Linked DNA regions of Homo sapiens: region 1 is linked to region 2. The links are chromatin loops, found by intact Hi-C in ENCODE. Cell type or tissue: Caco-2. All regions are shown on one strand. Links, peaks and the distances in the headings refer to the core of each region. The heading gives the core; the rest is flanking DNA.

Region 1 (16,157 bases), core at 5,107-13,106, 450 kb after region 2:
GTGTATTACGGCCATATCTTATACAACAAAATTTTCTCTTAGGAAGCACGCGGTGATTTTAGTCACTGTCAGCAGCCTAGAAAATCTGCCAAGCTGGCTTCATGGAATTTCTAGAAGCTCATTCAGAGCTTTGAATGACATTTCCTTATGTGTATACCACAGGCTATGGTTTTTAGGCACAGTCAGGATTATAAAAAATCCTCTTCAAAACTCCCTTATACAGAGAGACAGTATGTCTGACATGATGAGAAAGACAGTCACCTGAGACCCAAGGAGCTTGCCTTTAAGATTTGTTTGATGACTTTTCATTTCAGGAAAAGCAAAGCTAATACAACATTTCCTAAACGGGAACGTCTGTTCCAAAGGCAATCCGGTCTGTTGGCTCTCCGACTTCAGCACAACACCTCCCAGCATTCGGGGAGCTTGTCTCCTTTCCCTTTACTTTTGTGTTTTCACCACCCAACTTTACTTTCTTGGCTTACAAAATGGGGATAACATTACCCTCCTCTACACCTAACAAGGGTAATGAAAGGAGCTAATAAAACATTTTGTATTAAAAGACTTTAAAGAATTTTAAATCACCATTTAAATATTGGATTATATTATTACCTAGGACCTGAATTTAACTGTAGAACATTTTGCTTTTGTTGTTGTTTTGTTTTTTACTTGCATTACTTGTAAATGATGGGAAGAGAAGAGATATGAAGAATAAATTTGTCTCTAGCCATCCTTAAAATATGATTTTTCTGTAGAAAGGAAGACACTATGTGTGACACACAATGAAACTTTCTTCAGTATGGCTTTTAGAAACTACCCTCACTACTTTGTAGGCATATTCAGATATAATAAATATATACATAAAGTTAGTAATGCTCTTAGAACTTTATTATAAAGACTATGAAATGCATGGGTTGGAAATTATCTTTTGCAAAATTAGAGATTATAGAGGAAGCCTCAATAGATAATCATCTGATTAGCTGACTTACTGCTTTTAACCAGTTTCACTTGGTGTTTAGAGTATTTTTTCCATCATGATTTTAAATGCAAGTTATAGTCACAAGAATTTTTTTTTAAATTCAGCCCCAAGAGGAATTTTAGAAATAATCAAGTCTATCTTTTTGTTTTATGGAAGTAAACACCAAGATTCAGAGATGTTAAGTGATTAGACTAAAGACACACAGCTAATGCATGTGGAAGAGAGATTAAGACTCACCTCTTCTGGCTTGCAGCCCATTGCTTGTTCCACCCCATGCTACCTTAGCCCAAGGTAAGAAATATTTAATTGAGGGCTAATGACAAAAGACAATGAAGACATATTGTATTTCTTCTTTGGATTTCTTCATATATCACTGCAGCACTTAGGAACTCAGATAATTATACTGTGAGGAGACAAGTGACAGGAGAGCAAAACACCTCCTCTAATTCTTAGCCCTCTGTCAAACGCAAAGGATGTGGCAAATTGCTACCTGTAGGCTCCCGGAGGCAGGCGGGAGAGCAGCATTACTCATACAAAGAAGCAGTCCTGGCATCTCCCTTTGTAAGATGTAAACCTAAGATTTGGGGACATTTCAGGAATGGGAGTTTGGACAGGGAAAGCCCTTAGCCTCACATCTTGGACTCAAAATATTCTTTCCCCGGTTCTTATCAAATTAACTTGAGCCTCAAACAACCACCTCAGCTGGGGAGAAAAGCCGGATGGGGAACGGTGAGGTTGATCCTCAGTTACTTAAACTCTTCAGGTTTTCTATTATCTAATTCAGTCTCCCTCTCCATAATGAAGATCAAATTATATCCAGGATTCTGGTTTGCTGAAAAGAGTGGGAGATCATAGGAACATATCATTTTACAGAGGACAATACCAGCAATTTCTGAATGAATCTGGCAGCTAAGCCCGGCAATTATTTGGACCAGCACTCAGTGGTTCTTTGGGGATAAACTGAGCTAGAAGGGCTTTAGAAAGGGCAAAGCTACAGTGGCATCCAGTCTTCAGGTAGGAGAGATCGTTGACTCTTGCTACTCACTTCAGCACACTCTCTTGTCACAATATTTTCCTAAAATTCCAATGTATTATCATGGAAATGCAAAAAATACCCCACTATATTCACAAAAATGTTAATTTCCTACTTAAAGCCATTAGGAAGAAAGCCTCTTCCCCAAAACAAGACAACATTGGAATATTTTGCACACCAAAATGTTTGAAAGTTTTTTATAAAGTGGGAAATGTGGGTTTTTTTAAATTATAAAGAAATTTGAATTAGTTATTTGTGAAATAACTAATTCAAACCAGTTGCCCAGAGAAACTGAGTTCACTGTTCTTTCCCCAGCAGTATTTCAGTAGAGTAAGTGTCTGTGTTGCCTTGTGCAGAGCAGAAGTGTGGCCAATGGATAGAAAAAAAAGCTGGATTCTGGTTGCACGTTAGGAAGAATTTCCTAATGTTTCACGCTGTCAAAAAAATGGTAGTGGGTTTCATCGAAAGTCCCCATGGCTGAAGGTGTTTATAGAGAAGGGAAGGAAGCTGAGACGTGAGCTATATGGCCTCTCAATGCCATTGTAGAATTTTCTAAAACCCTCTGCTTTATCACTAAGAAACATTTCTCCATGTCCATGGCTTTTGTAATTTAAAACTCATGGATTCTTAGAATGCATATTCAACATCTCTCCAAACACAATAAGAGAAAAATGAATCCAAAAACAATGGCTTTAGAAAAGGAGTTTTTTATTTTTAAAAAGTCTTGTCCATGCTTCCATTCTTTCAAGGGCATCTTCTAAAATGATTCAAAATTGTGAATAACTTCTGAGCATTCAGTCCCACTGTCATTGGTTGGTCATGGCCTTGAGGTGGGGGTGCCACCCTTTGCCCGAAAGCCAGCATAGTCACATTTTCCTGCAATGGAAATAGTTGATGTAGGCAACCAACCTTTTTGCCATGTTTCCACAAAGCAGTGTAAATGTTAGTAGGTCACAATGGAACAGACAAAGAGAATTTGACAAGTAATCTGTTTATTCTTTAGATTATAAAACTGCTTTCAGGGCCGCATTAAAGTAATTCACACTTGGCCAAGAGAAAGAAATCATCACTTGGTACACATAGAATACAGGCTTTCAGACAACCAGGGGAAGGATGGCGAGTTGCCCCTCTGCCACACAGGCAGTGAAAGAAAGTAGAAGTACTGTTTCAAAGGTCAGTGTCACCAATACAAAGCACAAAATTGGTGCAGGGGAAAAAAGTAAAAATAGGCCAAAGATGGGGAAAGTGGCCTTCAACATTTTTAAGCAACATGATATATAAATGGCAGAAAAACCAAAGAGTAGGAAACTTTCTGATTATTGCAGTACCATAGGTCATTGTAAAGATATCATATATTAGATTGCATACACTCAAAAACTTAAAAAATATCTAAAATGCGCTTTTGTCTTTGAACTGTCTTTGTCTGTCTCTCTCTCTTTTTCATACTTCTTCCCACATGCTGTTGGAAGACTTGTCCTCTTTCGATTTGCCTGCATGAATTCCATCTTATTCTTTACATCGCAGCTCAAATATCACTTCTTCTACAGAGGGGCTTTCTTTGGCCCCCATTTTATTCTTCCCCTGGGTATCTATCTCTTTTCTTCATAAAATGTACACACTTTAAAATCATATTTGCATTCATACGTTTTCTTCGTGTCTCACTCCAATAAGCTCCTCAGGACCAGAGACCTTGTCCTTTGTGTTTTCCTCTTAGTACTCAGTGTTGGGCATGATGCCTGAAGAAATGTTTTTCCATAAATAAATTAATGTCAGAATAGGATCAGAATGGTGATAAACAAGGAGGGTCCTCAGCATCAGGTGTCTGTGGTGGGTGGTGGGTGGGGCCCACCACTGCCTTCTATGCCCAAACAGATAGGTGCTATGCTACCTGATGCTCTAGATTAAGAGTGCAGGGTTAAAACAGCAAAGTTTTCTGTTGGTAAATCACTTACAAGGATCCAAACAGTCCAGTCTTCTTCAGTTCTCTACTACTCAGGTTGACCCACATAACTGAGATTGCTTTACCGCAGTCTATTACCCTGACCAAACATTAATGTTGAGAATGGCTAAAAGACTCTATAGCTGTTTATATCTACCCAACATAACAAGTTGTTTTGCTTTCTGAGAAATCTTTTATTTATTAAAGTATCACAGAAACAGACAAATAAATAAAATTTCTGAACATAGAGTTGCATCTTGCTTTTTTTTTTAAGGAAGCAGCTTGAGGGACCTCCTAACCAGACAAAAACTGGCCCTGGATGTCTCTTCTTCCCAGTACTAATCACAATTGAAAATTTACATTTATGGTTGTGATTATTATTTAATATCTATCACACTCAAAAAGACTATAAGATGCCTAAAGGTGGGGGTGTTGTCTGTTTTTGCTACTATAGTATCCCTGGCACCAAACCCATAAGATATTCAACGAACTGATGAATGAATGAATGAGACTTACATGCTTCCTAGGCTTGACTTTCTCATCAGCTCTCTGGGTACGTTTGAATAAGTCACTTTATCTTGCCAGTGTTCATTCTCACATTTGAGAAAACGGTGATATCACTCTGACCCCTTCTTAGTATAGTTTCAAGGATCAAATGATGCAAAAATGACCTGAATGTTCTGAAAAGGATAAAATTCTATTAAAATGTGAACTACTATGCAAGGAATTACTCTTGCTATCAGGGCAGTAGCTATAGGCGGTGGAGCAGAAAGCAGATCTGAGATCAAGTATGACCTGCAAGCAAGTTAGAGCCGGGACAGGAAAAGGATTGGACCTAAGTGCTAACTTCAGGAATTCTGGATTATTAGAATCACCTATTAGAAGTTCTATCTGTGGAGGAACTTCCTATGTCAACTAGAGAAAAAAGGAAAGGAAATGTGGACCCCCAGAGTTGACACTCCTGGGAAGAGAAAGACCACCTTGGCCTTCACAGGGAGGATGCAAGGGAGACAAAACAAGTGCAGAGAGCTCAGTCCTGATTTTACAGTTCAGGGTCGGCATGAGATTGTGGTAGATGGTGTTCTGGACCTTATCTAGCTTGACATTAGAAACACCAAAATTTCCTAAATCAAGAGAATAACAAAACTCAAAGAGCAAGGTTACATTTGGAGAAAGGGGTGTCTTATAGCTGTAACAATTCAAGAATAATACTAATAATTAGTACTATTTAGTGCCTAAAATATCTTAGTAACTTTACATATGTTCATCCCTAACATCAACTCTGTAAAGTAGGCATCTCTAGACCTATTTCACAGATGAGGCCCAGTGAGGTCAAGTGACTTGCACAGGATCACACAGCTACATGGCAGAGCTAGGTATCAAATATAAGACTGCCTGACTTCAAATATCATGCTCTTTCCCCTCTGGATCTCCAGCTGGAGACCAAACCATCAGGACTAGCTACATAGTGTGCAAGGCCCAGTGTAAATTGACAATGCAGTATCCCTTGCATTAATTAAGAATTTTAAGATGCCAACTGCAGAGCAATAAGCCAAGCATGAGGCCCTTCTGGGTGTGGGGCCCCGTTCTGTACAGGTCATATTTAAAGTTGGCTTAAAAGGATAGAACAACTAAGACCCTACTTCACGCCAGTTCTCAGGACTCCTATGGTTGAAGCTTTGGCCGGAGAAATAGTGACGATGGTGGTAAGGCAGGGCAAAGGCTAGTGGCATGGGTAGAAGCAGGGGAAGGTCATAGAAGTGAAGTAGATCATCACTGCTGTACCTTCCAGGGATAGAGCCACCTGAGACTGGCATCAATGAGAGGGGTCCGTGAGCCCGACATCCTGGGAGCAGCCCCCACTGAAGCTGAGTCTTGCACCATGGCCATCACCATCCACATTCTTGGTTATCCCCAAGACAGGTGCCCTGGGGCAACAAGGTAGCCAACTATAACATAAACATGCAAACATTTTAACAAGAATGAAGAGACAAAATTCCCATGAGAAATGAAATAAGAAACATTCGCTTGTAAAAAGCTCAAGTTACATAGAGGCAGAACCAACAGAACAGGGCTTTCCTGGTCTGGTTTCAATCACTATCATAGCTAAGAGGGCAGAACAATCCAAAGGGAAAAAGTCCTCTCAAGAATAAATGAAATTAATCTGGTAGAAAGCTTGTAATGACTGACCAAAATTTGTGGGCCCTGAAGATGCAATTTTTGTGAAGGACTTTTACCAACATTTATGTCTTTTCATACTACCATAAAAGTCATACATGCTAGTCCAGAAACTTGTAAAACAGAGATTCACAGTGAACAAGCATCAATCATAATTCTATCACTCAGTGATAACCATTGCTGATTTGACCCTTTGGTATAGGAGCTTTCAAACATATACTATATACAAACATACCTATACAAATAATTATTTTCAGGCATGGTTTGAGCCTTAGCAAAAATACCATGATTTTTCCCCATTGTCAAATATTATTCTTTGTGATTTTTAAACAGCCGCATAGTAGCTCATCAAATAAATCCTCTTCGACATGTTTCTGGGGTTTTCTTTCTTTGGTATTTATAAATTATGCTAATATAAACATCTTTTGTACATGCATACATACCCTTCCACTAATATATTATTTATCCTTGGTGTTTCTAAGAAAATATTTTCGTCTGGTGTTACGTTTTCTGTTTCTACTCTTAGGAAAAGCCACGGAAAGAAAGTGATTTTTTTGTTTTGTTTTGTTTTAATTTAATTTAAAGTTCTGGGATACATGTGCAGGATGTGCAGGTTTATTACCGAGGTGAAAAATGTGCCATGGTGGTTTGCTGCACCTACAACAAAGTGTTAATGATAGTGCAATAGCACCCGGGCAGATCACCTTCTTCATGTTTCCAACACTCCCTTAGCACTTCACCTGCACATCTTTGATGGGAGTTCCCACCCTCTCCTTCCTTCTTATTTTTTCTGTAACTGGATATTCCTTGAAGGAGAGGGCACAAGACACTCATCTCTGTACCCCCCCAGTGCCTCGTCCACATTGGGTGCTCCATAAATGTCTATGCCATAGCTGAGCAAGTTCCTCAAATCCTGTAGCCTAGTCCTAATTCCCATCCCTGCCACCTTTCTTCCATAATTGATGTGACATTTCCTTCACAGTTGAGGGATTGAAGTTTGGAGATGTGTCCTGAGGGGGTCAATTAGTTCCTTTGATGCATCTACCACCAGGTGAGCAGAGGTGGTTCTTTAAGAAATTTAGCAGGAAAAGTGGTTTAGGATTTCCCGGGTAGGTCTAGAAGAATTAAGATGCTGAAGTTTATAGTTTACACTCTTGAGAAATGACTTCATGTTTTACACTCAAAATTAATTACACTTTTTATATTCTGCAAAGCACTGTTAACCAAAAAGCATTGATAGACTTCTATAGACCATTCAATGTCATATAAAAGGAAAAAAAAAAAATCTTTTTTTAATCAATTAATTAATTTATTTATTTATTTATTATTATTATACTTTAAGTTTTAAGGTACATGTGCACAATGTGCAGGTTAGTTACATATGTATACATGTGCCATGTTGATGCGCTGCACCCACCAACTCGTCATCTAGCATTAGGTATATCTCCTAATGCTATCCCTCCCCGCCCCCCGACCTGGAAAAAAAACATCTTAAGCACAAATGATGTACTGCCTCTCCTTAAATGTGATGAAACTCCATTTATAAACATTTGTTTGGCTTATTCTGCTCTCATAAGGGTGCCTTGGGCTTTTCCCTACTTCAGCCTTGAAATATTCTGAGTTGCCTGAGGCTGTTAAAAGTGTTAAATCACATCCTATCTCTTAGGAATAATAATAATTTTAAAAAATCAACTCTCATGAATACTCTGTACTGATTAACAAAATTGCCTTCCCCTGTACTGGTCTCCTACTATGCTATATGCTTCCCTCTGTGTGCAAGGCTTATGGCAGAAGCTGGAGTGCAATCGTGAATGAAGCAAGGCCCCTCCTTCTTTCAGGAAATTTTCAAAGTAATGGGAAAGACAGGTCAGTAGGCCAACACCTGGTGGGACAGCCTCTGTCCTAGATGGTCTTAATAAACCCACTTTAGTTCTTTCTGGGTAACTGAGAGGGCTTACTCAGCCTTTTGTAAACTAATGTTTTAAAGCCAGACAAGTTTGCATCATTCACTGAAAATAAAAAGCGAATACCACTCAGTACAATAAAAACGATTAGGTCAACAAATTAGATTTCCGCACATACATGCTTCTACATTTAATACATTTTTAGGAGAATGTAGAGTGAGCTACAACTCCTACCTGCAGAAAATCCAACCCTGCAGGCTCCCAGCCCTTCCTTCCCAACAAGGAAAATGATGATCCAGAATGAGGGCCAGACCCTCTGAAGGAATCCCAAGGGGTAGAAAGTCAAATGATTCATTCCTGGGTCCCTGGTCACTTTTCTCTCCTTAACCCTAAACATCCCTAAACCTCCACACTGAAGAGGCATCAAAGCATAAAAAAAAAGAGTTGGGGAAAATCTGGCTTTGAATTTTGGCTGATGTATGTATTAGTCTCAGGTTTCAGGTAAGTTGCTTCACCTCTGAGCATGGGGAAGTGCTTGACACAGCAAACACTCAGCATGCAGTAATATTAATAATGTGATTGCAGTAGTGAGTGCTTAAGAGCGGGCAGTCTGTGGTTCCTGACCAGACTGCTGGGGGTCAAATCTCTTTCAGCATTTTATGTTCTGTGACCTTGGGCAGGTCATTTCAGCTCTCTGGGCTTCAATTCCATCAGCTGTAAGATGGAAATAAAAATAGGATCTTCCTCATACGTTGTGAAGATTAAACATATTCATATATGTGAAATGCTAAGAATATTGTGAATTCTTATTACAATGATTAGATAGTTGCTGCTGGTAGAAGTCATGATAGCGCTGGTGGGGAGTGATAGTTATAACAGTCTGTGCCCAACCACAGACCCAGATCCTTTCTGTTTATATTTAATTAACCTCTGGCTAATTCTATTAGAATTTGAAGAACCTAAATTACTTGCATCTTCCCTAACTTAGTAATGACACTAACATCTGTCGAGCATTTTCCATGTGTCAGACGTAATTCTAAGAACATTGGAAGCATTGGCTCACTTAATTCTCACAATAATGTCAGGAGGTAGGTACTCTGATTAGCTCCATTTTACAGAGAGGGCAAATGAGTTAGTAAATGGCTTGTCCAAGAGTACATGGCTAACTGCTTCAGTTAGCTCACATAGTCACTCTTAATTGATAAGATATAAACCCAACCATTCTCATTGCTGAATCTTACTAGGGCTTGATTTCTTCCTGCAAATAGCCAATAGCTATTGAATATTATTTGAGCTTCCAAATGCCTGCTGTCCTATGTAATCGCAAGGTGCTATTCTAAAAAGCACTTACAAAATGACCAGAGTTTTTACCACTGAAGATCATGGTATTTTGAGAATTTGGCTGAGCATTTCTCTCTGGCCCCTGTGTTGGGATAAGAGGGAGTGCTCCTGTTTGCATTAGCCAAAGGATTGTGAACTATTATCTTACCTTGTTATCTGAGCCGCTGGTGCACAAGGAAGTTTCCTTTGCTAATGGTTGAACTGCTCTTCAGATAAAGGCCTCCCCTAGATCTCTGCAGCACTAATTAATCAGCTGTTAAAACAGTAGTTGATAAAGACAGGCTTACTTAAAGTTCGAATTGCCTCAATCAGAGATAACGGGCGAGTCCCTTTTGGCAGTGAGATATGAAAACAGGAGAATGATCTGTTATCAGAGTGAACATGGCACTCAAATGAAAAATGTGGTTCAAAAAATCAAGTAATGTTCAAACTGGAAAAAAAAATAAACAAATAATTGTTTCTTTTAACCTGTGTCGGGAGAGTGAAAATGTTGCAAAACACACGCACACAAGTAAATATTAAAACATGATCCACACTAACGCTTCAGTGTGAGTCGGGTGAGCAGAGCTGGAGCAGGTTTCATCAATGTGGTCACACAAGAATGTGTGACATGTGACCACCATTTCCCTTTGACGGCTCCTTATTTGCCTATACTTATTATCTTTAAAAATCAAATTTTTCTTAGAAGCAAAGGACATGCTTTTAAAAAAAATAGTTTCTAAAGAAATCACCTGACAAAACAGGTGGATGAATGAAAAAACTTCTCTGAGAAAAAGCCTAGCTGAAAGGGGGAAAAAAGGCATGTAAGTTGGTAGAGGTTAGTAACATTTTTCCAACAGGTGTAGCGGAAAGAAAGGATCTAACTGGTATAAATGTAGAGGGAAGGACAATTCCCGAGGTCTAAGGAGGTTCACACTGGTAGAAACAAACAAACAAAAAAAATTCCTGTCTCTGAAATTTAGGTTTCAGAGCATGCAGAATTTTAAAAAATTGCATATGGACCCAAACCTGAGCCATAAGCAAAAAAAAAAAAAAAAAAAAAAAATTATAGCTTTCCTAAGTGATGCTGTGTTAGCACCATCACATACATTGAATTTTGAATTTACTTGTTTTTTTTTTTTTTTTTTTTTTTTTTGAGACGGAATCTCGTTCTGTCGCTCAGGCTGGAGTGCAGTGGCGCGATCTCTGCTCACTGCAAACTCCACCTCCCGGGTTCACGCCATTCTCCTGCCTCAGCCTCCCGAGTAGCTGGGACTACAGGTGCCCGCCACCATGCCCGGCTAATTTTTTGTATTTTTAGTAGAGACGGGGTTTCACCGTGTTAGCCAGGATGGTCTGGATCTCATGACCTCGTGATCCGCCCACCTCGGCCTCCTAAAGTGCTGGGATTACAGCCATGAACCACCGCGCCCAGCCGAATTTACTTGGTTTCATAAACTTAGGATGGTGAAGTGGAAAGATTAGTGGATTTGGAATCTGGCAACCTAATTAGAGAATAATAGTTATTATAAAAACTAATAATCAATATAAACGAGTAAATAATCTCTCATCCTCAGTTTCCTCATATATAAAATGGGTGAGTAGAGTGGTCACCAAACTATATTACTTTCAATATATCTTGCAAGACTAACATCTTATAATTCTAGATTTTACCATGTATTACTTGCATTCAAATACTATAAATTTTATTAACAATTTTAAGCTACATACCCAGGAGCATCCCAAAAGTTTCAAAATGCTTGGGTTTCAAGAAGCAGTATGAGCTAAAAAACACAACTATGAATGTGCAAGGCTTTCCTAAAACTCTCTTAGAAATTTTGATCTTTAAAATGCAATGGTAATTCATAATAGCTAAGAACCTTTTGACAAAATTCCACTTACTTACATATTTACAGAAGGCTGGCACAATGGGAATCAGATGTCACTGATTTTCCATGTCAGTGATCCCATTTTGCATGCTTGAAATTGCCTTCTGGATGCTTTTTTCCCACACCACTTGATATGTGTGTAACATGATCACCACTGTACCCAAGAGCTTTACCGAATAAGACAGAACTCAGTCATTATTATCACTGTAGAATGTGGTAGTTCAGGAAGTGCACGTGTGAACAGCCGATGAGGCGGGTATGAGTTGGGTGGTGAGCAAGCCGGGGCCTGAGAATCAGAGCACCCCCAATGTCCTCTACAGCCATGGGCATGCCATCACACAAGCCCTCTGTGAGTCATAGTCCTCTCACATGAACCATAGATAATAATAACCTAGCCACAGTCACCACATGCTGCTGGCTGTCATTCAGAGGTGCTTCACCTGATCTACAAAGCCAGAGAAACTAGTGTATAAATTCAGGAAACTATTATTATTCTACTATCTAAACTATTATGATGTCTTTGCAACCTGAGAAAGAACCAACCATGGCAAGTAATAATGAGAAAGGAAAAGAAATATCCCTTAACTAGTTACCAAGAAAGTAGCATTTGAGAAAAAGTAAGTGCTCATGATTATTTCTCCAAGATTGACTATAGAGAACCTGCAAAGTAGGATACTATGCATAAAAATAGTTAAAACATAACAAGCTTTTCTCATATGCCAGGTATCATACCACAAATTTCCTCATAGCACCTCCTCGAATTCTCAGAAAAACTCTATTTTTATAGAACGGGAAATGAGGCACAGAGAGGTCAAGTTGCTCAAGGTCACACTGCTAGTATGTTGCAGTCTGGATTTAAACCCAGGTGGGCTGGCTCTAGGACCCGTGCTTTTAACCACTACACTAAGTAAAGTTTGTTTGTTTGTTTGTTTGTTTTTCATTTTTGTTTTTGTTTTGAGATGGAGTTTCACTCTTGTTGCCCAGGCTAGTGTGCAATGGTGCAATCTCACCTCACTGCAACCTCTGCCTCCTGGGTTCAATCAATTTTCTGGCCTCAGCCTCCCGAGTACCTGGGATTACAGGCCCCTGCCACCATGCCCAGCTAATTTTGTATTTTTAGTATAGATGGGGTTTCACCATGTTGGCCAGGCTGGTCTCAAACTCCTGACTTCCTTCCTTCCTTCCTTCCTTCCTTCCTTCCTTCCTTCCTTCCTTCCTTCCTTCCTCCCCAGTGTGGCCACAAGGACTGAGTACTCACAAGTAGACTCATCTAGATTTTTAATATGATCACTATTGTAGTGGAAGTGCACCCTATGCCAGTTAAAATAAATCTTGAAGCTAAGCCACAGCTCCTTCCCTTTTATTCCTGCCGCCCACCTGTTAGATGGATAACCCCCACAGAGGACTTGGGATGACTATGCTTTCCTAATCTATTTTTAATTCTCACTCTTATTTGCAAGTAGAAGACTCTTATCCAGATGCCATGCTCAGTTTGGGTGCATTGTGATGCATGGTAGTACTCAAGAAATGCCATAGAGGCTGTTGTGATTGCTGTGAGCAATTGCCATGAGCAATTAGCTATCTTTCCTGGACTGCTCAAGACTTCTCAGAGACGAAAAAGTAAACTGTTTTCTTCTTAAATTCAATGCACAGATTCCACTCATTCACTAATTAAATACCAAAGAAATCTGCCCTTATAAACTACAGAGACACGAGTCATACTTGCCTGGATTAGTTTCCGGGCTCAGATCCCTTAGAAGGATTTTCTTTGCATTATTTGCTACATTTTTGCTCCCATTGCTCAACAATAAGTGATGAGTGAAGCCAGATCTTCACACGATGCCCTGAATCCGGGTGATGTCTCCTTGTTCCCAAGCACCTGCTTAAACAAAAGGCATGAGTTCTCCTGGCCTTCCACATTATTACAGTGGCATGCTCTTCTAGTCAGTTTGGGGTTGAATGCATGTGTGCATGTGTATCTGTCTGTGTTCATTAAAATATTTACTTGGTTTCTTTTTTTATTTTTTTCTTCCATCTAAATGCTTAACTAATAAAGAAAAGAAAACCAAGGTACATGCTTTATGTCAGGGGAGAGGCGAAAAAAGGACTTAGAAAGGTCCTGTTGAGAACAAAAGCCTTTTGTTATCAAGGTGTCTTAATATTAGCGTAATGACTTCAGAGGATGAGATAAGGTAAGGAAAGGTAAGATGGAGTGAGATAAGATAAGACAAGGTGGTAACATCAATAAGTAATACAGTGTTAAGGTACAAAAGGTGAACACACTAAAAATGTTTTAATCTGAAGAGAAACTGTAAAATTAACCTGGGTTTTAAATGGGTCCAATGATACTCTAGCTTATGCTACAGAAATTCAATAACTGACTCTACAATCTCCAGAAAGACTTGTTCTTCAGAAAGCTGCTTAAGGAAGCATAGGTTTGGAACCACCTATTTTACTTATGCTATTATAAGGAGGCTGCTTCTACTGGTAAGAAGTGCGCCAACTCCCATTTTGAGGTTATGCATTAATTCTTCCAAATGCTGTGTTGCTTTAGTAAATGCTTTCTCCTATTTGGGTCTAAGAGATCAACGACACATTGCAAAAGTAAAATCAGCCACATTCTAAATTAAGACACGCTTGTGTCCAAAATTTTGTTAGTGCTCCACCCGCGACTCCCAGCCCACCCCCGGTTCTGCCCCATCCTGGTAAAGGAGTATAAATGGCAGGATAAAATGTCTTTTTGAAGCATATTGACATAAACATTTCTTTATTTATTACAGTGTTGATCTTGGACTCAATAATGATCTTGGACTCAATAATTTCATTTTATGGGTGAAAATACTGAGGTTTGGAGAGGGGCACAACTTCCTGAAGGTTATATGCTTCAGAATCAGAGCTGAAACCCAGCTCACACAAGCCAGTGAGGGTTCTTTGAACCACACCATACTGCCCACTACGTCTTTGGATTGTTATTGTTAATGGTGAAACTTTTGTCTTTTGAACATGCTATAGTCCAAAGTGCTTCCCTGAAAAGTTAGAATGCAGTTCTCTTTCATTCTACATGAAACACTTTTCCAACACAAAAGAAACTGGATTTGCATGAGATTAGAAGAGGGGACTCACTTGCAACAACTATTGCAAAATTTTTCTTGTGGCTAGAGCAACAGCCTGGATGTTTTGTGAGACTGAGGTTGCTTCCAATGTTCCAATTAAATCTACACATTCAATAAGTAAGATCTTAGCTATACTTTTAGAAAAATATCCACTAAGTACTTATTTTTGTTGTATTAAAAAATATTGAGCATTCAACTTCATTTTGCAAGGTAGAATACACCCATTTTTAGGAATATTACAGTTGTCGAGATTTGGCTCATTGGCTTACCTGCAAGGCCTTTGGGTCTTAAAATAAATGAAATCTTTCCGAGGCCTTGTAAAGACTTTGTGGAGTGGAAGGACAGCTTTGAGACAGCTTTTCCCAGCTCTTAGTGGGCAACTCATAGCAGCAAAATGATTCACCCACACTTTATTTTTAATTGGAGCTTCAGTGAGTTCAAGCGTGAGAGTTTCCTGCAGGTTCCAAGACCTGAAACAAGCAGTGAAGCCCCTCATTCATGTCCAGGCAGAACTTTATTTATTTATTCATTCATTTATTTTTATTTCTTTTATTAAAGTTCTGGGGTACATGTGCAGAACGTGCAGGTTTGTTACATGGGTATACACGTGCCATAGTGGTTTGCTGCACCCATCAATCGGTCATCTACATTAGGTGTATCTCCTAATGCTATCCCTCCCCTAGCTCCCTACCTCACAACAGGTCCTTGTGTGTGATGTTCCCCTCCCTGTGTCCATGTGTTCTCATTGTTCAACTCCCACTTATGAGTGAGAACATGCGGTGTTTAGTTTTCTGTTCTTGTATTAGTTTGCTGAGAATTATGATTTCCAGCTTCATCCATGTCCTTGCAAAGGACATGAACTCATCCTTTTTTATGGCTGCATAGTATACCATGGTGTATATGTGCCACACTTCTCAAAAGAAGACATTTATGCAGCCAACAAACATATGAAAAAAGCTCATCATCGCCAGTCATTAGAGAAATGCAAATCAAAACCACAATGAGATACCATCTCACACCAGTTAGAATGGTGATCATTAAGAAGTCAGGAAACAACAGATGCTGGAGAGCATGTGGGCAAGTAGGAATGCTTTTATACTGTTGGTGGGAGTGTAAATTAGTTCAACCATTGTGGAAGACAGTGTGGTGATTCCTCAAGGATCTAAAACTAGAAATACCATTTGACCCAGCAATCCCATTACTGGGTATATACCCAAAGAACTTTCCTTTAAAAAAAAAAAATCTTCAGAGAGTGGGAGGTAGGATAAGAGATGAGCAAGGACTGAAGGAAGCCTCCCCAAATAAGGTTCTGTTTTTTTGTGTGTATTGTTTTTTCATGAACTAGTTTATCTGAATACAAATTTCCTCTATTTGCAGTCCTTCTTTTTGTGGCCCGATTTTCTTGCCTGGAATTGGAAGAAGGAAGGGTCTTGGTCAAGTGAGCAGCACTTTTAAAGAAAGGGCAGCTCCTGATCTCTTTTCTTTGCAATGACATTTGGTGATTTTTACATTTCCAAGTCTGGTCTGTTGGTCTTTTTTAGTTTTACACCCTATTTGGCTTCATAAAGAGAAAAAAAGAAAGAAGAAGGAAGGGAGAAGGAAGGAAGGAAGGATGGGAGGAAGTGAGAGAAAGAAATGGAGACTGGTTGGCCCAATTTCCCAATCTGTATTTACCTGTAGAAAACATGAGGGCATAGTATTTATTTATCAATAGACGATTAATGTATAACGAGCAGATTTACATGGAAAAGTTTCTTATTCAGTTACACATGGTCAAAAGGAAAGTCAAAAATCACAGGGAGAGT
Region 2 (16,157 bases), core at 4,587-12,586:
GTCTAAGATTCTTGTCTGTGGCAGAAAGCTCTCTTTCTCTATTCGGAGTTCAGATGGATTTTATTTTATACTTTGGTATAATGGTGATATTTCTGATTCCTTGAGCACTTTGCTCAGTTTCTCTCCTAAAGCAAATAGAATGTCTTCTCATTTCGGGATGCAAAGATATTTGCTTCACCTAGGCGTTTGAACTTGAGATGCTTGTTCTACTCTGCAAAGAAGTGTCAGGTGATTTGAAAGCTGGAGGTGTCCTTCGTTTTATTACCCTAGTCTGCCTGCGTGTACAGAATGAAGGGTGCACTGTTTTATATAGAGTTCGGCGCTTTGAACTATCATTTGCCTAGCTCTCCCAGCTTCCGCGCGGGCCACGGCTCCGGGCTGTGAGCGCGCCGGCCTCCCGCCGGCTGCCCTGGGGAGCGCGCAGTGCCCAGTGCTGAGAGCCGACGCGCGGGCAAATTGAGGCCGAGCTGACGAGCTCCGGCGGGTGGACCTGACGTCACCGCGGCCCGGGTCACCTCACCCATGGGGCTCCCCAAGAAGGTGCTGTGTGGGGCTCGAGTTCTCTCTGCCCGGGCTCTGCTCAAACGGTCGCATTCCCTCTCCCTCAGGCACCGACCCGCGTCAGACAAGTCTAGAAAGTCTCCCGAGGCGTTGGGGCCCTCACCACTCCAGAGTCCTCTGCCTCCTGCGCCCCAGCCCAAGCCCTCTCCATGTTGACCTCGTGACACGGGAGACGGTGTCTAGGCCCCAGATTCCCACCCACATCAGAGATTGTCTACCCAAGGGGATGTTTGTCCCTGTTTGTGGCCAAATCTCAGTATTAGTGATCTCGCTCGGTTCTTCCCGATTAGAGGCCGAGGATTGGCAGGGCTGGGGGAAGCCCCCGGAGCAATCTGGGATCCCTGGAATATTGGGCCCCTCTGGATTAGAGCAGGTAGGGATGGGAAGATACAGACCCTTCACTTTCCCACTTGTGAGATAGGGATAATATATAGTTACCTCGAAGAAGATGAATACAGAGTGCCTGACAAAACAGGCTTAATTGATAAGCATGACTTTACTTACTGCCCAGCAGAATTAGGGAAGGGAAGCAGTTCTCACGTTAGACTACAGAGAACAATACAGAAACCCCGGTCCTTTCTGGCCTTCCTGGCTCTGGACAGTGAAATTAGTCTTGTTCATACCACCCTTCTTACTTTTCCAGTGCTCTCTCTGACTTAAGATTTGCCTAGGAAGTTATCTTGCAAACTTGCCATCCCTGGGCATCGTCCTGAAGGGAGGGATCCCGGCATTCCGGGCAGGACCCGCCCCCACCCGCAGAAGGCAGAAAAATAATTACTGTATTAAATAAGGAGCGGTGAATTCTTCCCAAGGGTTCTTATCGCTGGCGGCCAGGCCAGAAGCGGGACTGCGCCCCCACCCCCACCTCGTGACGTCAGGGCCTGCAGGGCTCCGGGGATGAAATGATTCGTTTGAGTGTTCCAGAAAGGGCAATCCGAACGCTTACAGGGCGAGGCCAGTGCAGCCCAGCTCCATCACCACTACCAAGCCCCAGTTTGGGAGGCTCCCGAGGCCCCTGGCCGCCCCCCAGACCCCGTCTCCAGAACATAACCACATATACAAGTAACCATAATCCTAAGTACGTATATAGTCACGCGCACAACTCTCGTCACAGGACCGCCCTTCTTCCAAATATATATATGTTATTTAGTTTGTTAGCCACAATTTGTTGTGGGATCTGAATGAGTTGTTTCTGTTGTGTTTGTATGTTTTTGTTTTTAGACGGTCGACAAATTACGACAAATGCCTTTACAAAGCACACCATAGCTTTATTTAACCCGGTGCAAGTTTCAGCGGCGATTTAAGAAATGGACTTAGAAGAGTTTTCTGGCTCTCATATCCAGCCATGGTTAGGACAATTGCTCCAGGCTTACCATTGCTGCACTAGTTCTATTTTCTCTTTCCCCTCTATTCCTAAGAATTTGTATAGCTTTTAAAAATCTTTTTAGAGTCATGTATTGCTGAGAGAATTTCTTAGAACTGTGATTTAAATTGTAGATAAGAGGAAAGATTATCTGGTCAGTGGAATGTGTGTAAGTGGCATAGAAGTATTTGTTAGGGAAAAGCACCTGGGCATTTCTGGATTTCTGGGAGATGCACTTCTCAAGTTTTCTTTCCAACTCTCAAATCAATTTGATTTATTGAATGCCCTTCCAATGGAAAGGATCCTGGAAAGCAGGCCTTATGTTCTGATATTGGTCCAGGATCTCACAGAGTAACGATTAGCCAATATTTTGCATGCAGTCAGTTTAGTATCAGCTCACATCCAGGTCGATTTTATCACACTTAACAGCTCAAATCGGGGTTATTGCATAATATTAGAGTTTAATCAGTCTGGAATACTAAATGGCAAACCTGTCTTCTCCTTCTCAAGGCCCTCCTCCCTTTCTCTATTTCTCCTTCCTCCCACCTCCAAGGAAACTATCTTAAAATCAAGTTTCCCTTTGAGAGTTTGTTTACCCCAACTTCTGTTAAACTAGACTAACACGCTCTCATCAGCTTTCTAAACACTGTCTCATCAGCTTTGTGAAATGGTGCAAAAACATCTTGGAATCCAAGATGGCAAAATAAACTTGAGCATATGGGGGGAAGACTGCCTTGTTAAGAAATTGATTTAAATGTTTAGCTTACACTTCAGCATCAATGCTTCCCTTACTACCCACTCTTACTTCCCTCACTGCCCACTCCTGGTTCTTGGGTACCCCACCTCTATTAGCAAGCTGGTTCCCCCAGCATAAATTATGAATGCATATCAACAGGCTCATCTGCTGTGATAAATCAGAGGCTTTTCTCTTTTGCACATTTCTGCTTTTATTCTCATCGAAATGTCTTTCTGCCCCATGCTAGCAGTGTCTTTCTACAAACTTACTATCCCCGTATAAACTATGGAGATATATTCTCAATTGGAAAAATCAGGTAATTTCAACCGTTCCCCCCACCCCCAGGAAGCCTTACAAGTTAAGGATACAAAATATTTCATGGTTAGTTGTATGAGCTTCCAAATTAGCTGCATATAAAGTATTTAAGATTTTTTTTTTTTTTTTTGGCTGTCACTGGCTGGCAATACTCATTTTGTGTGTGTGTGTGTGTTGGTTTGAAAAGCAGGAAGAAATGTAATGAATTGAGTGCTGTCAGAGATGTCTTCTGTTTGAACAATCTGCGATGGGCTGAATGGCAGGGACTCCCTCATCCAGTGCAGGTGCAGTAGAGCTGGGGAAGGGGGGAGGGGGGCTCCCTCTGTTCAGTCAAAAAGCACCATTCTCCACAATAGACCACACACTGACAGCCAGCGTGACATCAACTCACACTTTCATACTTTTCCCCCCATCCATAGTTCTGAGTTCACAAAGTGGCCATACAGTAGCCTTGGTTAGGTTCCTTTAATGAACATTTTGCGGCTCCTATGACCAACATTGAAATCCGCAGAGCCCTGGGAGGAACAAATAGATTTTTAATCGTGAGTTCCAAACCAGAATGTATAGCTATAGATATTAAAAGTAAGCTGGTCTCCACATCCTCTCCCAATGCCAATGCCCACAGCAACCCCAGATGATGTGAAAACTCTGAGTTAAAAGTTCTTCTAAGACTTATTAGGTTCCAAGACACTGTTTTCCATGTCCTGAGAGAGATCAAACAGGAAAGGAGAGAAGGCACAAATTTTATGTATTTATTTAAAGGTAAGAGCACCTCTAGTATTTTATTATGCTTCATGAGATGGTTAATCCTACAAATTAACAAACATTAATCTTGTGGAGTGGAGTTCTGCCCCCTTTTGAATTGGTTTTACTGGGAAGAGGGGTGTGGAGGAAAACAAGAGGGTTAGGAAAGGCAGCAACTGTTTTAAAACTCTGAACAAAGATGCGACCACCTTTTGGCTGTCCTGCTGCTGCAAGGACTGGACCTTCCAAGAGTTCGTTTTACATTTGTTGAAGCCCAGGCCTTGGTGCCTCAAGTTTTAAATGGAATTACTCAAGGGGGGCACACTACTAGACAAACTATTCTAGCCAATTCCTTCATCCCCGACCCAGTCCCTACTCCTCTCTGCCCCCGCCCACTTCGCCACTTCTTAGTCCCGGATCTGAACATTTTAGCTGAAAGAGGGAGGGGTGAGGAAAGGGCCAGGACAGTTCCCTCAGTGCCACCACTGCGGGCAAGGACAGTTCCCTCAGTGCCACCACTGCGCCTGGAGAGATCCCCGCGGCCCTGCCGCTGGCTGATTCTCCCCTGTGCCTTGACTTGCTGAAACATCTCTCTGGGGAAAATTACTCCCTACTTGCTTACATGTGTGTATTAAAAAACACATGTAGCCATACACATGTTTCATCACGGCAACAAAAAATATCAACATTCTAGCCCCAGGAGCAAAACGTATCAATCATTCGCCTAAATATTGTTCAGTAGATGGGGGCGGGAATAGGTAGACCTCCTAGGAGAGCGGTCACAAGTCCCCTCTCCTCCGCATGGACACCAGGAATGCGGGGTCTGGCGGTGCTGGGCGCAGGGCGAGAAGATTTGATGTGCAGGGTAAGTAAAGGACAAGTTATTTAAAACCTCAACACAGGAAAAGATGGTAAGAGTGCTGTGTAGCCCTTTGCTTGCTTGTGACTACGAGTCGCTAGGTGGCCCGCGTTTAGAGTATGCCTACGGCGCCTACTAACGTCTAGACCTAGGAGAGGCGTCTCCCGCCCCTCGACCCACAGCCAGCCGCCACTTGATAGCTAACGCGTCTTCCGGCCGGTACACACCCACAATTAATCTTTCTTATTAAAGCCTCCATTCTGTACCCATGGGGCGACTCAAACCTATTTAGATTTCCGTGGTTGGCTGCACAAATTTAAGTGGGCAACGAGTTATAAACCTAATAACAGAGGACGAGAGAGGGTGATTTGAGTAGAGAAGACGCAAGATTCACTAGGGTCGTGAAGATGCTGCGGGCCTTGCCCACCACGGCATCTACCTCGGGGTGCACGCCAGGCTCTGAGAAAGGTAGTGAACCTCACAATCACACTCACCACACACAACATGCGTACACACACTTGCACTCCTACCCCCTTTGCTCACAGGTACACTTGTGTGGAAATTGCCTCTTCCGTAGTTCTTATAAACTCCTCCCAGACAGGCAGAATTCTCAGAGCATCGGAACCAGGGAACTTGCAGGGAACCAGGGAAGGTTTGCACTGTTTGGGATTAATTGAGAATAATTAACACTGGAGCCGTTAATCACCACTTTGCTGCTCTCTCCCTCCTTTCGGGTCTGCGGCGTCTGCCTTTTTCGCTCCCGCTGCCGGCGCGGGTGTACTGGTGAAAGTGAAGACGTCGCGGTAGCTGTCACCCAGTTCGGCTGTACTTTTTTAAACGCTCGCATATTGTTTGATTACTAATTCGAGTTAATATGATCTTTATGGCAACATAACAGTGGATAATTGGCCTTTTTTTCTGAACAACAATGTAAATCACAATCGCTTTATTATTTAATAACGTCAAACGCTTCGTTGGATTGGCCCCGACCGAGAAGACCTTTTCTTTCTAGACAGTGTTGTGGAGGAAGAACAATGAAGATCTAATTGTGGAGATTTCATAAGTTGGCTCCCGTAAATGAACAGCTTAGATATGGAAGTTCCAGCAGATGTGGGTACTATTCGCCTCTACAAGCTCTACCCCCCACCCCCATATACGCAGTCCAAACACTCTATTGGAGGGTTTTTTTTTTTTTTTTTTTTTTGTGGTGGTGGTGGTCCTCAGATCCTAGCAACCACCTAAAGTTTCCAGTAGTAATTAGAGCTTTTATCGGGCTTGCTCTTCAGCCCTTTATATTGCCGATTTAGCGTTAAGGCATTAAGTCCACACACCAAATTAGCGCGACTCCCAAATAGCCACAACCACTTATTCTCCCCTTCCCTCATTTTGGTGGTTGGACACCAAGAGCATGGGCCTGGGACTTTTTTTTTTTTTTTTTTTTTTGGTTTTACTTTGTTTTGATTTGATTTTTAAAACCTATTCGCTACCGCACTGTCTTGGAATATACTTGTTTCAGGCAGAGTTTTGCAAGGGACCTGAGCCATTATTTTGCAAACGCCTGGAAGAGCACATGAAACTCAGAGAACTACAATGCAGACGACAACGCCTAGAAGGAATGGGTCCCCGCTGCTCGAATGAAAGATTAATTACATTTGCCCCAAAAGCCCCAATTCTAACGGTCTCTATCGCGGCTTTTGCCGTCACTGAAGGACCGCTGTCTCTGGGGTCTTCAGACATCGGAGTCCTTTGCAAATGAAGAGCCCCCACCATTTGGAATTCGGGTCAAGGAGAAAGACTCTGAGCCTGCAGCAGTTTTTGTTTTTGCGTGTGCCCGCCTCTCCATTTTATTCAACTTCTTCTGCCTGTCGGGAAGCAGAACAATCGCTCCCCACCCACCCCCCTCCGCCCCGTTTCTAAGATAAACAGGAGGTGCAAAATGCTTTGCCTGCACACGCGCCCTCGTGGCCCAGTCTTCCTGCAACCCCCAGCGCACCGGCCATGCATCTGTCTCCCAACCAGACGTGGGAGAAGACATCCCCCCTTCACTCTTCCCACCTGCATTTAAAAACCATCACATTGACTGCTCTAGAGTCAGGTTCACATTTTTGGCCCTCCATGCCACCTTCCAGTTTCTTCCCGGTCCACTCTCTTTCTCAGGACCTAAAAAGTGACGGGGAGAGGGTGAAGAATTGGAGAAAGCAGCGGATTTTCAAAACGTATCCCCCCCGCCCCCCCATCTTTTAAAGTAGTATGTTACCACAAGGAGTGCATTTGGGAAACTTTCCCTAACAGGAGCTGGGCGCAGTGTTATTCTTCTCCATGGGTCTGCTGGCCTCCCCGCCCCCGCTGGACAATGCGTGCTTTGAGACTCGGTGGCCTGCAGGCAGCGGGAGACGAGGGGACTGGGCAGCCTTCCTCCAAGGGGCCCGCAGCTGGGGGAGCGCCAGGCAGGGAGCAGGGACAAGGAGGCGAGCCACGCAGGAAGGAAAACCATAAAAGTGCCATTTTTTCCCTTAGCCCTGCACAGAGGCAGGCTTTGAGGACCTAGGGGCAGGGCAGCTGGGGCGGGGTGGGGTGGGGGTGTTGAGAGGTTTTGCGTGTTCTTTTTACCCCCTTTCCCCCCACTGAAACATTTTATTTCGGCACATAATTATGCACTGCAGATTCTCCAGCCTCCTCGCCCTCAATCTTGGTAACCTGGTCTTTGGTTAATAATATCGCAACTCGGGACTTCAACGCTCAGACCCCCTCCAGGCCCCAGCCTCCGTATTCTCGGAGCCCTCCACTACTGATACCTCTCGCGGAGTGCGGCGCCCCGGGAAAAGCCTCTTGGCCAGGGACTCTGGGACATTACTTTCTAGTTTGTTTTGTTTTTTGTTTTTCTCCCAGAGACCACCACCACCCTCATCCTCTTCAGGCAGCATTTAGGAGAGGACCTCTGAGATCAGCAGAAGGCCTCAGACGGTCACCATATTGGTGGAAGCGTTTGTCTGATGTTTTAAAACGTATACCAAACGGGGCGTCAGGGCCACGTGCTGTGCCTTCGAAACGCCGCCGCGGGCCCTGCCTTTCAGAGCTGCGGCAGCCGGGGCTGGCGTGGAGGGGGCGCTGAAACACCGGCGGGCGTCAGGGGCCAGCGCTGAGCTGCAGATCTGGCCGCAGCGCTGAGTGAAGCGAATTATCTGGAGCGTGTTTGATCTGGGACTGCGTAGTCAGCTTCTGCTTTATTTGTTTGTTTGTAATCTCATATTTAGCAAGCCGGGACGGTGGCAGCAAGGGAGAAAGGACGGGATGGAGGAGGGGGCTTCGCGGTAACCACACCCCTTCCTAATGAGTTAATTTCCATATTTGCGCCTCCCGCATCTAGCGCCCTCTTTTTTTTTTTTTTTTTTTTTTTTTTTTTGCCTGACGCCACTGTGCTGTTGCGTCTTGCGCAGCGCAGACACCTCCACTCTGGATTGAAACGAAAAAGCTCGCGGTAAGAGCAGAAAATTGGTCTATTGATACATTCGCTCCGAGTGTTGATCTTGGCATCACCGATAGCCGGTTAATTCCCCCACCCCGCCCCCGCCAGTGGGTCGCACGCGGATTGCCGAGGGCTTGCAGGCACTCAGGCAGACGCAGACAGAAACCCACATCGACCCCCCCCCTTTCCCCGCCTCCAGCTGTCCGACCCTCAAGTCTCTTTCTTTTTCTTTTTTACCCAACTCCGGATTATTTTCCCCCTCAAGGTGAGGGCAGTGAGAGCAGCGAGGGCACAGTCCGCACAAAAAGGGGGAAAATAATCGCAAACCAAGGAACCAAAAGTGAAAGTTTCAAACTAGATACCAACCCTGATGGAGGTTGGGTGCTGACCCGACTGTGGGTACTTAAGAGAAGGAAGGAGGGAAACTGAGGTGGTGAGATTATGTCCACAGTATGGGTCGGTTAAAAGTTGTAGTAAAGAAGTTTTGGGAGGGCCCTCACTAGAAACTCAAGGCGGGTTTCAGCTGATTTAACCTGGTTTCCTACACATTTTTGCGGTGATTCTGCTCTGGAAATTGGCGAAAGAGACAGACCTTTGCAATTGCTCACCCCTCCCTGCCCCCAACCACCCTGCTTACTTTCGCGAAGCGCATTAGGATGTGGGCTCTGGCTTGAGCTCCAAAATAGCTTGCTTGTCAATTGCGAGCTGCAGCAATATCAAAGTGAACTGTCCCAAGTAACTCTTGTCTAGAAGCTGGGAAGAAGCTTAAGCAGCTCGCTTTAATGATGATTTGTAGCTCGGCGAGGGGCACGGACAGCAAACACCCCGCAGGTGTGTGCCGTAACACCATCATCCGGACTTGAATGTAGATTACTCTGGCGATCGTTTGATCGGCCCTTTGAAACCCTTTACAATTGCCTGTGACGAACGGCCAGTCTCAGTTTTTCTCTGAATAATCCCTGAGGGTAAGTCCTCCGGGCTTTTAAAGAGCTCTAGTATTTTTTTTTTAAAGAATAAAAAGAAAAACGTTCGATTTTAGTTTAGACCTCGTCAACTTTTAGTCGCTAACAGGCATCACTCAAGCCAGTCAATACTTAATGACCGTTAGTTACCCTTGCTGTCTTCCTAGAAACCATATACATATGTGTGTATATATGTATGTGTGTGTGTATGTACCTACATACATACTTTGTGTTTATAAAAAGGAGAACAATGTTATTAATTTCATTTTCTTTAGTTTCATACCTCCTTGCCTGTTTATAGAGGTGTGTGGGGGTGTTTATTGTAAACATGCATTATTATTATTAATGCCATTGTTAATCTTGTCTTAATGCCTTCTCTGTTCTCTCTGAATTATACCTACTCAGTGGGAGTTAACGTAAAGGTTAAAGCTTTACAAAGTAAAACTAGAGTTTAACCCCCCTCAGCACCTTCACACCAACCGCTGTCACCAAAATGAAAATGTAGTGCTGTTCAACCTTTAATATTTACTTAGAGTATTTACATAAGGGGAGGGAAATGAACTTTTGTCTGAAACATACAACAAGCGGCACTTTGATTTTATAAAATAAATGTCAACAATTGCTAGGGCTTATCAAACTGGGGTAGGGAGTGGGGTGGAAGTGCAGTTGGATTAAAGGCCCATTCCTGCCACTTCAGACTACAAAGGGTTACACATAATAAGTGCCGAATTTGCCTATTGCAAAAGTTTTCTTGGTGCTTTCTAAGTCACAACAGGGGAGGGGGAAAGCTGTCGTTTATTATCCAGTTCTGGGCAGGAGCAGACCCCAGTACCAAGGGGCTCTTAGCTTTGCCCGGCAGAAGAGGGGTAGCCTTTCAACAGCAGCCCCCTTTGTTCTCCTGATCTCTTTCCCAATTTCAAGCTTCACTTGCACATCCCAAGTTTGTGTGTTAATGACGCTATTACCATCTGGCTCGCCCTACTTTCCAAAAGATATAAATCTCCCAGCTCCATTGCCCGCATTATCATTTAAGTGCCACCATAGCCAGAAGAAAAAGATGCTTTCAAGACTCCAGATTCTCTTGCACTTACTACCCCTGGCATGGCTCTTCCACTATATTTATAGACTATACGTTGGGGGTGGGAGTGCTCCTTGAGAGACCTGATTTCCCAAGAGCTGTCCCTCCAAGCCAAAGAAAACATGCTTTTGGGTGAAAAGAAAGGCATCAAATGAATTTTCCCTGAAAACATTTTTGTTTTGTTTGCAGCAAGCCGAATAGTATGTGCCAACATACTTTTACGTGCTTGTGGCTTCCTTTCTCTCGCAGGTTTGTAAAAGTTTTGGTGCAACTCCCCGACATTCAAGATGTGCCACTCTTCAACCCTATTTTGAGCGGGAGAATAGATTTGTTTCTCTATAGGAGTGGGGGCAGGGGTGAAGGGAGATAAAAAGAGCCCTGTGAAGCAACTTTTGGGAGCTGGGCATCCCTTCTAAACCCTCACTTTTATTAGTGCCTGCATAGATGTGTAGGTGTTGTATGATTTACACACTTCTGGTTGTAGATCTAGATCCACCTCTCTCCTTCGATTCTTTCCTGGGCAAAGTAATCAGTGATTTGCGTGTTTTGAGCACAAAAGCTGAGAAAATACGACAAAAGGAGTGGGGCTGGCTTGTGCATGGCTCCACAATGACTCCATTTAACTGGCCAGGTCCGAGTGAATAGAGGAGAGCAGAGTCTGCCTCTAAACGCGTGGGCTTTTGGTTCAGGCCCCTCGCTGATTTGAACAGCTAATTTCCCCTTTGCGGGTTTCTGAACTGTTTGTGCTCTTGGTCCGTCATATGTGGGTGCATCTTTCTCCGTGTGATGCCTGCTCTTCTTCCCACTGTTATCTTCACAGAGGCAAGTTCCACTAAGATAAGCCAACCCAACAGGTTGGAAGAAGAATTGGAAATATGAACCTCCCAGGATCTTAAGGGAAGCTCTTAAAATCAACAGGATTTGAGCAGCAATACCCCTGCCCCCTTAAAAAAAAATGTCAAACAGAGAAAGCATCTTTAAGGAAAAATATATTCTTTTTGAGGAATAACAAAATCACTTATTATATATTCCTAATACTTTGTATGAACTGAGCACAGAAGGTGTCCACAACAGTGATTAATTTATATCACACTCATGTAGCTGTCTGCATGCAAAAGCCACATTTTTCTTTCTAGTTCACTTTCCTGCTTTTTTCCCCCAAACTCAAACAAGATCTTGTTTAGAAATGTGTATCCCTACTTTTTCCTCTTGAGAACATTATCAAGTTGATATGAACAAATTGCAGAGGATATACCATTTAAGTAAGATGCACTTTTAATCACTGATCATTAAAATGGTTATGTTAAATATACTCAATTACATGCATGACTTAACTCTAACAGTACTTTCTATTCTCCCAGCTGCTCACGTATTCCTTAACGATAGTCTGTGGTAGAAACTTGATTATGCTGAATCCATACATTTCGATGGATTTCATCAGCCTAATTAATGCCTCAGTGTGGTCCTGGGGTCTGAATGAACCCTTTACTATCGTTTGAGGTTAAAGGCAGTGGTGGAATGTAGAAGGATTTTTTTTTCCTTAGTTACTCCCGGGGTACTTAGGGATTCCATTAAGCAAGGTGGATAGCAGTTGTTAAACAGACTATGTGGAACAAGAAAACCCATCCAAATGGCAGAAAAGTGAGGCTAATTCTTCATTCTTATTTCACACCAACACTTTCGGATTCCATAGACAATCTCCAAATATTTAGTAAAGTGGAAATTACCATCTTCCGTTGTATCTTAAAACTTCACTGAGAAGGAAGAGTTGAAAATAGATTTACAACTGATGGCTAAATTCATTTTGTTTTATTCATCAAGGCTGTCCCTGCTCCTTCTCTTCCTGTTCCCATAACTTTCAGACTACTTGCCCCCTCAATTTCAACTTTCATCTTTCACAAGGAAGCACTCATGGCTGTTATTCAGCAGAAACTCAAGTCACCCCCAATGGGGTGACTACATTTTGTCTTTTCAGGTGTAAATTAACATCTGAATACATCTCAATCTTACTGACCCCTACCACCACCACCAATCCTGCCTCAGCAGAGTTGCGGCTAATCTGTACCTCCACAAATGGCAGGGTAGATAGAAGTCAAATTTCCCAAACTCCATCCCCCAGCAGGAAGACCAAAAGTGCTTGTATTGCCTATGAGATAAATCCTGATATTTGCACATGTCTAATGAAACACCTGTGGAAGAATACCTTTCAAGACATGTTTCCTTGGTGGTCAAGAAGAAATAAAAAGAGGAAGAAAAAAAAAGAGATGAAGGTATCTTGATTCTTTAAGAAATGTTCCAACTCTGACTTTGAGTCCCTAAGGACAAACTGTTCACCCAGCAGAACTTCCTTCATGCAAGAGATCCACTGACCCAGCCCTTAGTTGCAGAAGGGCAATACCATACGTCCATAGAAATCTGATGGAACTGGAAGGATTTTAGACCTATAACCAAATTACTACCTTGGAACTTTGTGCTTGTTATGCTAATGTAATGATTTCTGTAGTAAGGGTATATTGTAAGGTTGCAAATTACGTTTTTATAATGCTTTGTGTAATGACAGACGTTACATAGAAGAGACACATGTGCCAGGATTGGTGGCATAGTACTTTTTTTTTTTTTTTTTTTTTGAGATGGAGTTTTGCTCTTGTTGCCCAGGCTGGAGTGCAATGGTGCGGTCTCGGCTCACTGCAACCTCCGCCTCCCGAGTTCAAGCGATTCTCCTGCCTCATCCTCCCAAGTAGCTGGGATTACAGGCACCTGCCACCATACCTGGCTAATTTTTTTGTATTTTTAGTAGAGACGGGGTTTCACCATGTTGGCTAGGCTGGTCTTGGACTCCTGACCTCAGGTGATTCTCCAGCCTCGGCCTCCCAAAATGCTGGGATTACAGGCATGAGCCACCGCACCTGGCCAGTGGCACAGTACTGACAAACACTGGAGGACATTTAAATAGATAAATGTAGACCTAGATATGTTTCTAAAATTAAGCTGAGAATGAGCTCACGGAACTAGGTAACAAAGCAGATGCTGCTGGCCAGACCATTGCAAGGGTTAAGATGGTCTTGCAGCACCCACCTTTTCACTCAGATCTAGTGGAGTAGCAGCACAGCACATTGCTCAATCCTTTGGGATAGATTCCTAGGGAAGAAAAAAAGAGACTGTTTCATAAATAGTACTGCAAGCAAGCAGTTATCTCCAGCTCATGGTTTCTGTAGTGTTAAGGTTAGATTGCAGAGGGTCAGAGAAAGCAATATTTCCTGTTGGGGGTAGAGGAGAGAGAAAGTGAGTGCAAGTATGAAGTATGTAAAGAAATAAACCTTTTTTTTTTTTTTTTTTTGAGGCGGAGTCTCGCTCTGTTGCCTAGGCTGGAGTGCAGTGGCACAATCTTGGCTCACCACAACCTCCACCTCCCAAGTTCAAGGGATTCTCCTGCCTCAGGCTCCTGAGTAGCTGAGATGACAAGCTCCCACCACCATGCTCAGCTAATTTGTTTGTATTTTGTATTTTTATTTTTATTATTATTATTATTTTTTGAGACAGAGTCTCGTTCTGCCGGCCAGGCTAGAGTACAGTGGCATGATCTCGGCTCACTGCAACCTCCGTTTCCCGGGCTTACGCAATTCTCCTGCCTCAGCCTCCCGAGTAGCTGGGATTACAGGCATGTGCCACCACGCCCAGCTAATTTTTGTATTTTTAGTAGAGACGGGGTTTCACCATGTTGGCCAGGCTGGTCTCGAACTCCTGACCTCAGGTAATCCACCCGCCTCGGCCTCCCAAAGTGCTGGGATTACAGGCGTGAGCCACTGCACCTGGCCTAATTTTTTTTGTATTTTTAGTAGAAACGGGTTTTCACTATGTTGGCTAGGCTGGTCTCGAACTCCTGACCTCGTGATCTGCCCACCTCGGCCTCCCAAAGTGCTGGGATTACAGGTGTGAGCCACCACGCCTGGCCTGACCCTAAAATATTAGAGCCATATATGCTGGGGTTGTCAGTACATCCCTTACATTCAGTGCTTCATGTCTCTGTGCTATGTGATTAAGAATGCAGGCAAATCATCAAACTTGCAGTATTGACCTTATGTGATTTGTATCTTGGAAATCAAGGACAAGATAGCTTAATACAGCACATTTACAAAAATTAAATACAACTCTTCAGTGTTTAAGACTGGGCTGGGGTTTAATCATTTCCCTTAATTGTAAACAAGGCAAATTCACACACTGATCAAGCATCCAAGAAATGAACGTGTTTTCATCAGTCACCTCTCCTTGATAGATAATCAGAGGTCAGCCACTCCCAGCCCGGATATTATGTGCCTAGTTCTTACCTTCTCTGTTCCACCTCCACAATTGACAGCTGCCTCAGAAATAAATAACTTGGTTCCTGGATAGGTTTGGGGCTCTTTGGCGTGACATAATTTCCAAATGTCAACTTACAGCTATGGAGAAGCCTGCGGACTACGATAATGGATAAACTCTCCTGTGTTAACAGGAGAGTTTGGAGCTAGAATAAGGTTGCCAAAAAATAGCCTCAGTGGGTTGGGAGCTTCTAAGATCTTGAGAAATGAAGCCAATTTGAAATGTTGGCTTTTTATATTAGTCCAAGTTGTCCCATTTTCTTCTAGAGTTGAATAAAAGCAAAATACCTGGCCTGATGCAGTGCTTCCCTGATGACAGTTGAACTAATTAGAGGTGGTGTTTCTTGGTTCAGCCCAAAGATCCTACTGATGGTAGACGTAGGAGATGCAGCCTCCAACAGCTTTAGTTTTAGACAAGTTTTACACAGCCCAAGCGCGGTGGCTCACGCCTGTAATCCCAGCACTTTGGGAGGCCAAGGCGGGTGGATCACGAGGTCAGGAGTTCAAGGTCAGCCTGGCCAATGTGGTGAAACCCCGTCTCTACTAAAAAATAAAAAACTTAGCCGGGCGTGTTGGTGGGCGCCTGTAATCCCAGCTACTCAGGAGGCTGAGGCAGAAGAATCACTTGAAACCAGAAGGCGGAGGTTGCAGTGAGCCGAGATCGTGCCACTGCACTGTAGCCTGGGTGAAAAAGCAAAACTCCGCCTCAAAAAGAAAAACAAAAAAAAAAGTTTTACACATCCATGCTTTGAAGTTATAAACTGAATCTGTGTCACTTAGGTTGCTATCATCTGATTCCCCTCTAGTGCATTTCTTTGTATAGATGAGCCCATGCAGGCAAAGTGTAACTAACTGTAATATTTAATACATAAACTCTCTGACAGAGCAAATTGATAAATCAGAATATTTTTACATTTGGTGTGTACATGATTCATAGTATGACAAGGTCATAAGCATTTTTAGCAAGGTTCTTCTGAACTAAATTAAGATATTTACTACATAATCTAATCTACCAAGTGGGGTAGATTTTAGGGTAGGGCCACCCAGTGACACCTTAAAAAATGCCCTCGGTGAAATGACTCATTAGTTTAAGAGTAGCTGAGTAGTGTATTATAGATAAAAATGGAGAGGATACAGATATGGATACATCTTCCTCATGCTCTCTTGTGATATGGCAACATATGTGTGTGGCAGATTGTAGAGACAATGCTGAGAGTTCAGCAAGAAACAGTGGCATTGAGGCAGAGAAATGGCTTGCTGTCATTTTATGGGTTCACGTTATTTATTATCAGATGCCATTCAGTTTCTTCTGAGCTGAAGGATTTATCTACTGCAGAAACCCTGCTCATGTTGATGGGAATGATCTAAAGCTTCAAAGGACAGGTTTTAAGATTGTTGGGCATTAGTTTCAGATTTGGACTCAAATCCAAGCCTGAATTTCTTATTGGTTTGGGGAAGAAAACACTTAATTTGAAATTCTGATACGAACTGTATGGCAGCAAACTTAGTTGAGCTTAGAAACAGCTTTGAATCTCAGATACCAATACACTGGCTCTTGTATTACTTATTTATGGAAGAAAAAAAGGCAACACCTGGTCTCTAACCAGGAGAAAAGCCTATTTGAAGTATTTCAGTCATTCTCAGCAGGTCAGTCCTCAGCAGTTCTTAGAGACCACAATATTTAAAGCCGTCTGGGTAGTTCTGGTCTCATGTCATCC

Evidence for each region. A loop is a pair of places that touch in the nucleus more often than their neighbours do. Peaks named below come from ENCODE experiments on the same cell type or tissue, not always from the same donor. Only the 100,000 strongest peaks of a DNase experiment are listed, where the experiment ranks them.
Region 1: it touches region 2 in a loop (5-fold over the local background); 2 of 110 quality-filtered maps call a loop at or near these places.

The regions. Positions count from the first base shown.
Region 1 is chr3:182,171,250-182,187,406 of GRCh38, forward strand. It overlaps LOC105374243 (a long non-coding RNA gene), which reads right to left and starts at 11,513. Exons shown (of 6, transcript XR_924758.2): 1 at 11,253-11,513; 2 at 9,520-9,624; 3 at 5,734-5,897; 4 at 4,465-4,628. In Caco-2, for the core only: no CTCF peak of the experiment used is centred there; DNase peaks (open chromatin) are centred at 9,552 and 9,942.
Region 2 is chr3:181,719,040-181,735,196 of GRCh38, forward strand. All of the region lies in intron 6 of SOX2-OT (SOX2 overlapping transcript), which reads left to right. Among named protein-coding and RNA genes, the nearest start is that of SOX2, 15 kb to the left of the region's middle. RefSeq lists an enhancer at 8,549-9,287. In Caco-2, for the core only: a CTCF peak has its summit at 7,707; DNase peaks (open chromatin) are centred at 7,812 and 8,152; H3K4me3 peaks cover 1,556 bases.